Regions from separate parts of the Homo sapiens genome. Here region 1 is linked to region 2. A link is an interaction called in ENCODE POLR2A ChIA-PET data of the cell type or tissue named here. Cell type or tissue: K562. All regions are shown on one strand.

Region 1 (5,000 bases), 53 kb before region 2:
CTGTGCTCACTCATTTGCATGCATCTGTTTCTGTGTGATCCATGGCTGCTTTCATACGACGATGGCAGAGTTGAGTAGTGGGCAGAGAGGGTATGACTTGCAAAGTCTCTTGGAGGGGTACAGGCCTTCTGGGCTCAGCTCCTCAGAACCATCCCCCGTGGGAGCTCCTCCAGCCACCTGGGGCTGTGTGGGGAGGACTGTGAGTTCTCAGAAGATTTGGTGCAGCAGCTCTCAGACTTGAGTTTCAGTTGTGCAGATTCCCAAGCCCATGCCTGGAATTCTGAGTCAGAGGCCCAGGTGGGGCTCAGAAACCTGGGCTTGCCGTCCACAGGATTCTGATGCTGGGGGTCCGAGGACCCATGTTTTAGGAAACCCTGGATTTGGGAAGCCTGATTTTCCCTGTCCTGGCTAGGCAGAGACGTCTCTGCAGATACGGACACCAGGCTCTCAGGGCGCCCCATCTCTGTGGTCACCACGGCCCCCAGGGGTGTCTGGGCCCCACCTTGGCTTTAGGATCAAGGTCACTGGGAGACATAACAGCCTGCCCGAGGAAGCCCTGGTCAGCAGAGCTGGGCGGCACTGGCTGGAACTGCCACCACGATAAGAGATGTCCTTCCTGGTGCCAAGCCAGGCCACCCCCTCACCAGTTCATGCCCTTTCCCAAGATGGCAACTGACCCTGCCCCAGCCCTGGCTTCTGTTGAGCTGCCTTGTCCTTTCTTATCTTGCAGGAGTCCCGCTTCTGCTCTTCTCTGCACTCGGCCACCTTGGCTCGGAAGGAAGCTGCTGGGGACCGGCCTGCTGCAACCCACCTCAGAATCTCTTTCGGACCTCAGCTGCCCCAACCCTAAAATGGGTAGGGAGATAAAAATCTGGGACTCCGGCCAGGTGCGGTGGCTCATGCCTGTAATCCCAGCACTTTGGGAGGCCGAGGTGGGTGGATCACTTGAGGTCAGGAGTTTGAGACCAGCCTGGCCAACATGGTGAAATCCCGTCTGTACTAAAAATACAAAAAGTAGCCTGGCGTGGTGGCACACGTTTGTAATCCCAGCTACTCGGGAGGCTGAGGCAGGAGAATTGCTTGAACCTGGGGGGCAGAAGTTGCAGTGAGCCGAGACCGTGCCACTTTACTCCAGCATGGGTGACAGAGCAAGACTCTGTCTAAAAAAAAAAAAACAACAAAAAAATCTGAGACTCGCAGTCAAGAGGTCTGGCTGAGGGATTATGATGAGGACCAGGCGAGGGCAGGGGTCCTGTCTGCCTTGTTTGCTGCTTAGCTCAGGGCAAATGCTCAGTCCAGTGTGTTGAGAAGTCATAGGTGGAATACCAGGCTAAGGATCCCCTCCAAATGCCCCTGTAGAGCTCACTACCAGCACAGACAGACCGTCTCCTGGAGGAACAAAGAGAGACACCAGGTGGGCTTTTTAACCATCGTCTCTTTATTTACAGCTCAAGAGCACATGCAACATGACATCATGAAACTACAAGGGCGTGGCACTTCCCCCTCCCCCTGCCGCTCCCCAACTTTAAAAAGGAAGTACAGCACCCTAGGAAGTTGCCTAAGAGTCAGAAAACCCTACACTGAGGGTCCCAGGCCGAGGTGCTCCATTCATTGCCTCCAAAAATAAAGACCAGTTGCAGCCCAGGAGGCTTGGGCCTCAGAGCCTGGGAGTTTGTCATTGCTGGTAATTAGCTACGCAAAACAGGTCTCGGATTTGCCAGCTCACACCTGAATACAAATAGCCCGAATTATCCGAATGTCCCTGACCACCCCACATTTCTGTTTTCCCCGTCGTATCCTAGACCTGTGATTCTCAAATTTGATCGTGCCCAAGAATGACCTGGAGAACTTGTGAAAAGCCAAATGGCTGGGCCCCACCCCCAGAGATTCTGGCTCAGTAGGCGTGGGGTGGTGGGGCCCAAGAATCTACATTTCTTTTTGTTTTTTTTGTCTTTTTTTGAGACAAGGTCTCGCTGTATTGCCTAAGCTGGAGTGCAGTGGTGCGATCATGGCTCACTGCAGCCTCAACCTCTTGGGCTCAAGCGATCCTCCCACCTCAGCCTGGAGAATAGCTGGGACTACAGGTGTGCACCACCATGCCCGGCTAATTTTGTTATTTTTTGCAGAGATGAGGTCTCCCTATGTTGCCTAGGCTAAGATTCTGCATTTCTACCAAGCTCCCAGGTGCTGTTACTGGCCCGGGACCGTAATCTTGAGTGTCTAAGGTCTAGAAAGCCTCTTGCACCCAGAAGTGACCCAGCCATGGATCCTGTATCAGACTGCTTGTTCTGACTTAGAATTCAGAAAATACACTCCCTGCAATATAAACCCCTGGTTCTGCAAACTGCCCTTCCCAGGAAAGGCAACCGTCCCTGCTAACCTCCTCCCCAGGAAACACACACAGTCACCATTGCCTGTCAGAGTGAAGACTATCACAGAGGTGACAGGGCTCAGTCCAACCCCGTGAAACCCCCAGTGAGGAGCCACAGTGGTTTGCTTCTCTGGCCTCTCCACTGTCTCTCCTAGCACCATTTTCCTGGCTGTTCTGTTGTTTTATAAACCGGTTCCTTGCAGGTTTCAGGTATGCTGTCTCTCCAGCTGCAGAGTGAGCCCCACGGCAGGGGCCGTGTGCCCACCACCTCAATGTTAGGTTTTGTTGGGTGGGTTGAATATGGCTTGAAATAAGGACCCACCTCCAGCAGCTCAGTGGTAGAAGGGGTTGTGGCTTTAGGATTTACTTTGTGGCTTGGTCACTCCTCAAGGGGCTGTGAAGCTGTCATTTTCCCACAAGCCTTGGCCCTCATGTCATTGCATGCTCAGCCTATTCCCAGCAGGCATGGAAACCACTCTTGGTGTCTCCAGACAAACTACGGAAAGGCAGCCCTGTGGGAACAGCAGGTATTCCTGGGATCCGCGGTGAGACTCCAGCTGGAGGAGTGCAGGAGGGTTCAGGCCACGGGCCCAGCAGCTACTGGTTGCCACCTGGCCTCCTGCTCAGCTCCCCCACTCCACCCAGGGTATCATTTTAGACTCCAGCACCCATTTTATTGCAAAGCCACTTACTCCTCCAGCCCTGCCTCGGTGCCTGGAATCTGCACATGCTGCCAAGGGCTGAGGCCAGAACAGTTTTCCAAACCTCTCTGACCATGGAACCGTACCCTGACCCTTTCTAATAGAGCATCTCATGGTCCCAGTGTTCTATGGAACACACTTTGGGGAAGGAGCTTGAATGGTGACTTAGAAATGATCTCAGAGTATGTGATGGGTCATTGTCAAAGAACCGACATCTAAAATTCTCCTAGAATAACAAATTAGCTAACACTGGAGGTTTATTAGGTGCTAGGCACTGTTCTAAACACCTTATAAGAATTCTGCGTTCACAGGCCAGGCATGCTGGCTCATGCCTGTAATCCCAGCACTTTGGGAGGCTGAGACGGGGGGATCACCTGAGGTCAGGAGTTTGAGACCAGCCTGGCCAACATGGTGAAACCCCATCTCTACTAAAAATACAAACAGTAACCGGGCGTGGTGATGCTTGCCTATAATCCCAGGTACGCGAGAGGCTGAGGCGGGAGAATCACTTGTACCCAGGAGGCAGAGGTCGCAGTGAGCCGAGATCGTGCCACTGCACTCCAGCCTGGGCAACAAGAGTGAAACTCTGTCTCAAAAGAAAAAAAAAAAAAAAGAAGTATGCATTCACTACTCACAACAACCCTATGAAGGGAGAGTTATTATTCCCATTTTACAGATGAAAAAATCAAGGCACAGAGACCTTAAGAAACTTTCCTAAGGTTGCCAAAGCTGTGAGAGGTGGAATAGGTGGATTTAACACCAGCCACACTGCTACAGATGGAAGGGGAGAGCAGAGACTCTCCGCCCCAGCTGCACCTGAAGTTACCTGGGAGAAAAACTATGAAGCCCAGACCAAACAAAACAGAAGCTTTGTGGGTGGGCCCCAGGCCTGTGAATGTTCCTGGATTATTGCAACGTGCAGCCAGCGTTGAGAGTGAGCAGGCTTGAGCAGGGGTTGGCAAACCGTGACCCTCAGGCCAAATCTGCCCCACTGCCTGGTTTTGCGCAGTTGGCAAGCAAAGAGCAGTTTTTGCACTTTTAAATGGTTTTAGAAAATTAAACTAATAATATTTTATGGCCAGGTGCGGTGGCTCACACCTGTAATCCCAGCATTTTGGGAGGCTGAGGCGGGCGGATCACCTGAGGTCAGAAGTTTGAGACCAGCCTGGCCAACATGGTAAAACCTTATCTCTACTAAAAATACAAAAATTAACCAGGTGTGGTGGCACATGCCTGTAGTCACAGCTACTTGGGAGGCTGAGGCAGGAGAATTGCTTGAACCTGGGATGAAGAGGTTGCAGTGAGCTGAGACTGAGCCACTGCATTCCAGCCTGGGCAGCAGAGCAAAACTCCATCTCCAAAAAAAAAAAAAAGGAAAGAGAGAATAATATTTTGTGACATGTGAAAAGTATACAGAATTCACATGTGTGTCCAGAAATAGTTTTCCTGGAGCATAGCCATGAATTCATTTACACACTCTCTGTGGCTGCTTCGAGCTACGGCAGAGCTGAGTAGCTGGTGGAGATCAGATGGCTTGCAAATCCTAAAATGTTTATTTGGCTCCTCACAGTAAAAGTTTGCTAAACCCTGGATTAGAGGAAACTGGCTTCTGTATGAGCAAAATAAATTTAAGATAGACCTAAGGAAGAACTTCCTGGCAGAGAGGTTGGTTAGACACTTGAGAGGGCTTTGGGATTCCCAGCTCTGGAGTTAAGAGGTTCCATCCACCCATCCCTCTTTGGAAATGTCAAATAGAGATAGCTAGGGCAAAGAGACGGGCCTTGAATTTCCAACCATGGAACTACCCTGGCAACCAGTGGCAGTTCTATGGGCATTTTAGCTTTGTCCTGACCCTCTGTGTTCTCCATGGCTGATGTCCTAGGACCATCTAACAGCTGTCCCCCAGCCATAGTAATGCTGGGCTTTCT
Region 2 (5,000 bases):
GTCCATGCTTCTGCCCAGGCTGAGCCTCGGAGGAGGCCTGGTTCCTGGTCATCTTGGGGCTGACGACAATGCTGCTGTTGGTGACTCGGGGCCCATACCAGCCTGCCCAGTACTGGGTGTCCCTGCCCCCATGCTGGAAGAGGATGTAGCGGACACCCCGGGGGTAGTCTGAGAAGGTGTAGGAGACCTGTTGGGAGGAAGGGAGAGGAAGTGACCACCGGGACGGGGGAGGGGAAGGCAGGAGCCAGGTCCTCTAAGAGAGCTGCCCAGGCTGGAAGGCAACAGCTCCAGGCCAGCAGGGGCACCCTGGGCCCTGAGGCTGCCCTTTGCTTCCTGCCATCCTGGCCCTGGGAGGAGTGGGTAGAGAGAGCAAGTGGGTGAGGCCTCACCTCTGTCCATGTGGCATTGTTCCACTGTTGGATGGTCACAGGTGGGGGCTCGAAGGAGGCCAACACGAAGTAGTCAGCCGAGGCCAGCTGCACTTTGAGTTGGTAGGTGCAGCCACAGTCGGCTCTGGCAGCAAACCTGGTGGAGGGGTTGAGAGCCCTGTGTCCAAGCCACCGAGGGCTGGCCCCAGGGGTGGGGGCAGGTGGGACCTATACATTGGAGCTCGGAGCTTCATCTCCCATCAGCTGACACTGCTCTGCCTGCAAGGCCCAGCTGGCTTCAGCGCTCCCTATGCCCCACTGTGGCCCGGGGATAAGCTGTCTGTCCATGCTGGCCTCTGTTACCCCATCTGAGAAGAGGGACCCTTTTGGGCATCCTACTAAAGATATGACCTCAAAAATCAAAAGACCCCTCCAGAGAGGCCTGGTCTGTCCAAGCCATGTCACCTGTACTTACAATGGACCAGGCTGTGGATTCAGTGGGAGAGTCAAGGGGGTGGCCTGTGTAATGGGGCTGGCACAAAGCTCACCCTCTGCTCAGCCCAGCCACCTCTCCCCCCTGCAGCTCTGCATACCCCTCCATCCTCACCGCTTTATCCTCAGAGTGGCAGCCCTGGGGCCTGCCTAGAACTGGGGTCCTGCTTCTGCCACCGGCCAAGCCAGAGCCTGGCACAGTTCTGTGCACAGAGTAGGAGCTCCAAAAAGAGTCATGGGATGAATAGGGAAAGGGGCAGGGGAGGCAGGTAGGTCAGGGGACCTGGGGGTTCCCACCCAGTCCAGAGAGGGCTGAGGTCCTCTGTTGCCCAAGTGCCTGTCAGTGCACAGTGGCTGGGCACAGTGGCTCACACCTGTAATCCCAGCACTTTGGGAGGCCGAGGTGGGTGGATCACTTGAGGTCAGGAGTTTGAAACCAGCCTGACCAGCATGGTAAGACGCTGTCTGTATTAAAAATATAAAAAAAAATAGCCGGGTGTAGTGGTGGGCACCTGTAATCCCAGCTACTCAGGATGCTGAGGCAGGAGAATCGCTTGAACATGGGAGGCGGAGGTTGCAGTGAGCCAAGATCACGCCACTGCACTCCAGCCTGGGTGACAGAGCGAGACTCCGTCTCAAAAAAAAAAAAAGTGCCTGTCCATGACAGTGCACCTGGGGGCCTCAGCCTCCTCACCTGCACACTGGGGCTACTGTGTCCTGTTGACTACGTCACAGGGTGGTGGGGAGGCCAGGAGGTGCCGCAGGGTGTGGGTGCAGAGCAGGGGCGGAGGCCGGGGCTACCTGGCTCCAGGGCACTGCTGTGCAGAGTGGGCACTTGCTATGGGTTGTCTCACGTACATGCAGCGCAGTAAGAGGAGCATGTAGAGTGTGGGGACACAGGCCATGGACCCTACTCACCAGTCCTTAACCACGATGTCCGGCCGGAATGTGTCTAGTAGCTCCTCCCAGTAGCCCTCGGCTACAAGGTCCACCAGCTGGGACTTGAGGCACATTCTGGGGAGCAGAGTTGGGGGCTTGCATACCTGGGTGTGCTCTGCATGGCCCCCCCCCTCACCCAGGCCTTGGCAGCCCCTGTGAGCCCAGGGAGGTGGTTTGGGGACCTAGGGTACCCCTTGGCCGCTGCGGGACAGGCACTGGCTGGGGCTGACTCTGGCTTTTCCTCCAGTGCAGGAGGGAGTTTGACCCACTTGTGCCTGGGCGGCATTTGATCCCAGTCCAAAGGCCCATTGTTCCAGGGCACTTTTGTAAACTCAAGTTCCTAGCTTACGGACAGATGCCTGTAGATAGCCCTGGCTTATCTTAACTGCCCAATGGACTCCTGGCCTGCTTCAGTGATCCCCACCCCCACTGTCCATTAACACAGCACTGAGTGATTTCAGGAAGCAGTGACTCTGGGCAAGTTTTGGGGCCACCTCCCTCGAGCTTCGCAGAGAGGACTTCCCTTAGGAAGACTTTGCCTGAGACTTGGCAAAGGTGTCCTGACCCTCTGTCCCCTCCACGCAAGCCTGGTAGGTTCAGTTTGCCTTACTCGTAGGATGTGACAAAATACTTCTTGACTTTGGGGTCAGGAAAATCTGTCCCGTGGGCTCCAGGGAGGCTCTCCACCTTCCAGCGGTCCCCACCATTGAAATCAATTTGCCATGCAAACATATCCTCTAGGAAGAACAGAAGCCAAGGTGAGACCCCCTGTGTAAATCCAAAGTCCAGCCCTCCCCACTTAGTCCCAGGAGGGCGGGAGGGAGGGTGGTTGGCGTTAGTGACCTTCTTGGGAGGCAGGACTTGCTCATGCTCAGGTCTCTGCGGCTGTGGACACCAAAGGGTTAACCAGCTTGTTCCTTCTCAAGGGCATTGTGTGGCCAAGGTACCCCACCAGCCCAAGTGTACCCCAACTGCACCTTGGAGCACCCCTACAAAGCACCCCTCCAACACATTCCCAACTGTCCTCACCATATCAGCTCTGATCTGACTCTGTCCCTCCCACTCAGTCCCAAACTGGCCTCACTCCTAACACGCAGCTGGAGAAAAGAATGCGTGTTACCAGAAATTCTAAACCAACCCCTTCCTCACTTCCATGTTGCGGTGGAACTCTGGGAAATACCCAAGTATCAGTTCTCAAAAAATTACGAGAGGCCTGTGAGAGTACTGTCCTCAAAGACTAATGTGAAGCCGGGCACGGTGGCTTGCGCCTGTAATCCCAGCACTTTGGGAGGCCAAGGCAGGTGGATTGCTTGAACCCAGGAGTTCAAGACCAGCCTGGGGAACATAGCGACACCCCCCCCCCCTTTTTTTTTTAATAAGTAAAATAATTTTTTAAAAAAGGCTAACGTGTTCATCCCAACACAGACTGCTTACTTGACCCAGATGGCATCCCAGATGTCCAGGAGGGAGAGGCCCTTGGTTAACTACATAACCCAGGTTGGAGGCCCTAGAGGATGGGTTTGTGGGTTTGTCGGTGGGTCATGGGAACCAAGATTCCCATAGGGCTCAGATGGCCTCTGCCCAGGGCAAGAGTGCCAAGTGGAAGAACAGGTACCCTTTGGGCTGGGCGCTGTGGTAACATTCATGGGTGGGCCTCCATTAGGTGGGCCTGGTGGGTGCAGGGGAGCAATCACCCTCTTCACACTGAACTTAGAGGACCTTAGAAGACAATGGCGCTTCTCTACTGGCGCTGCCCAGGCAATCACCAGGGCACTTTTTTTTTTTTTTTTGAGACGGAGTCTTGCTCTGTTGCCCAGGCTGGAGTGCAGTGGCGCAATCTTGGCTCACTGCAAGCTCCGCCTCCCAGGTTCACGCTATTCTCCTGCCTCAGCCTCCCAAGTAGCTGGGACTACAGGTGCCTGCCACCACGCCCAGCTAATTTTTTTACATTTTTAGTAGAGATGGGGTTTCACCTTGTTGGCCAGGATGGTCTCGATCTCCTGACCTCGTCATCCGCCCGCCTCAGCCTCCCAAAGTGTTGGGATTACAGGCGTGAGCCACCGCCCCCGGCGGTGTGGTGGCTCACGCCTGTAATCCCAGCACTTTGGGAGGCCGAGGCAGGCAGATCACCTGAGGTCAGGAATTCGAGACCAGCCTGGCCAACATGGCAAAACCTCATCTCTACTAAAAGTACAAAAATTAGCTGGGCATGGTGGTGGGCGCCTGTAATCCCAACTACTTGTGTGTGTGTGTGTGTGTGTGTGTATGTATATGTATATATGTATACACATATATGTATACATATGTATATATACGTATATATGTGTACATATATACATGTGTATATGTATACACGTGTATATATGTATACATGTGTATATACGTATATGTATACATATGTGTGTGTGTGTATATGTGAAGGTGTCACTGTGGATGCTATAGTGTGGCAAACAAGGTCCATTTGGCCCCTGGAGCTTGAAGTTTGTAGCAGAAAAAAATAAGGAAATTCTGAAAAAAAAATTTTTTTTTTTTTTTTGAGACTAAAAGTTTCACTCTTGTCACCCAGGCTGGAGTGCAATGGAGCCATCTCGGCTCACCGCAACCTCTGCCTCCCAGGTTCAAGTGATTCTCCTGCCTCAGCCTCCCAAGTAGCTGGGAATTGTAGGCGTGGGCCAGCATGCCCAACTTTGTGTGTTTTTAGTAGAGACAGGGCTTTGCCATTTTGACCAGGCTGGTCTCTAACTCCTGAGCTCAGGTGATCCGCCCATCTCGGCCTCCCAAAGTGCCGGGATTACAGGCGTGAGCCACCGCGCCTTGTGAAAAGTGTTACAGGGCATGAAATGGGGGTGCTATGCTAGAGGTGGAGAGGGCTGTTTTTAGATTGGGAGCACAGGGCAGGTCTCTGAACTGAGACCTGAAGAATGAGAAGGAACCAAGGAAGTGAGGTGGGTGTTTAGGGTTAGAGAATATTCCAGGTAGTGTGGGAATTGCAAGTGCCAAGGCCCAAGGATGAGAAGGAACGAGCCTGGTGGCAGCCTCCACCCTGCCCCCATGCCACCTTCAGCACACGGGTTGCGCAGGAGGTTCCTATGCAGGCTCCGTAGGAAGTAGAAGATTTTCCAGTCGGCCACGGGCTGGTCCCAGTCCTTGGTGATGAAGCCCTCTCGCAGGCACTTGCGTTTCCAGAGGGTCATGAGGTCG

What was found. ChIA-PET counts read pairs that join two places held together with the same protein. Peaks named below come from ENCODE experiments on the same cell type or tissue, not always from the same donor. Only the 100,000 strongest peaks of a DNase experiment are listed, where the experiment ranks them.
Region 1: POLR2A ChIA-PET joins it to region 2 with 5 read pairs; 24 of 35 experiments call an interaction of 5 or more read pairs at or near these places.

Annotation. Positions count from the first base shown.
Region 1 is chr1:11,722,275-11,727,274 of GRCh38, reverse strand. It overlaps DRAXIN (dorsal inhibitory axon guidance protein), which reads right to left. Exons shown (of 7, transcript NM_198545.4): 7 at 1,418-5,000. Among named protein-coding and RNA genes, the nearest start is that of AGTRAP, 11 kb to the left of the region's middle. RefSeq lists an enhancer at 76-1,063. In K562, no CTCF peak of the experiment used is centred here; no DNase peak of the experiment used is centred here.
Region 2 is chr1:11,668,802-11,673,801 of GRCh38, reverse strand. It overlaps FBXO6 (F-box protein 6), which reads right to left. Exons shown (of 6, transcript NM_018438.6): 2 at 4,858-5,000; 3 at 2,410-2,536; 4 at 1,779-1,874; 5 at 390-525; 6 at 1-187. Among named protein-coding and RNA genes, the nearest start is that of FBXO6, 7.1 kb to the right of the region's middle. In K562, no CTCF peak of the experiment used is centred here; DNase peaks (open chromatin) are centred at 1,710, 2,211, 2,647 and 2,861.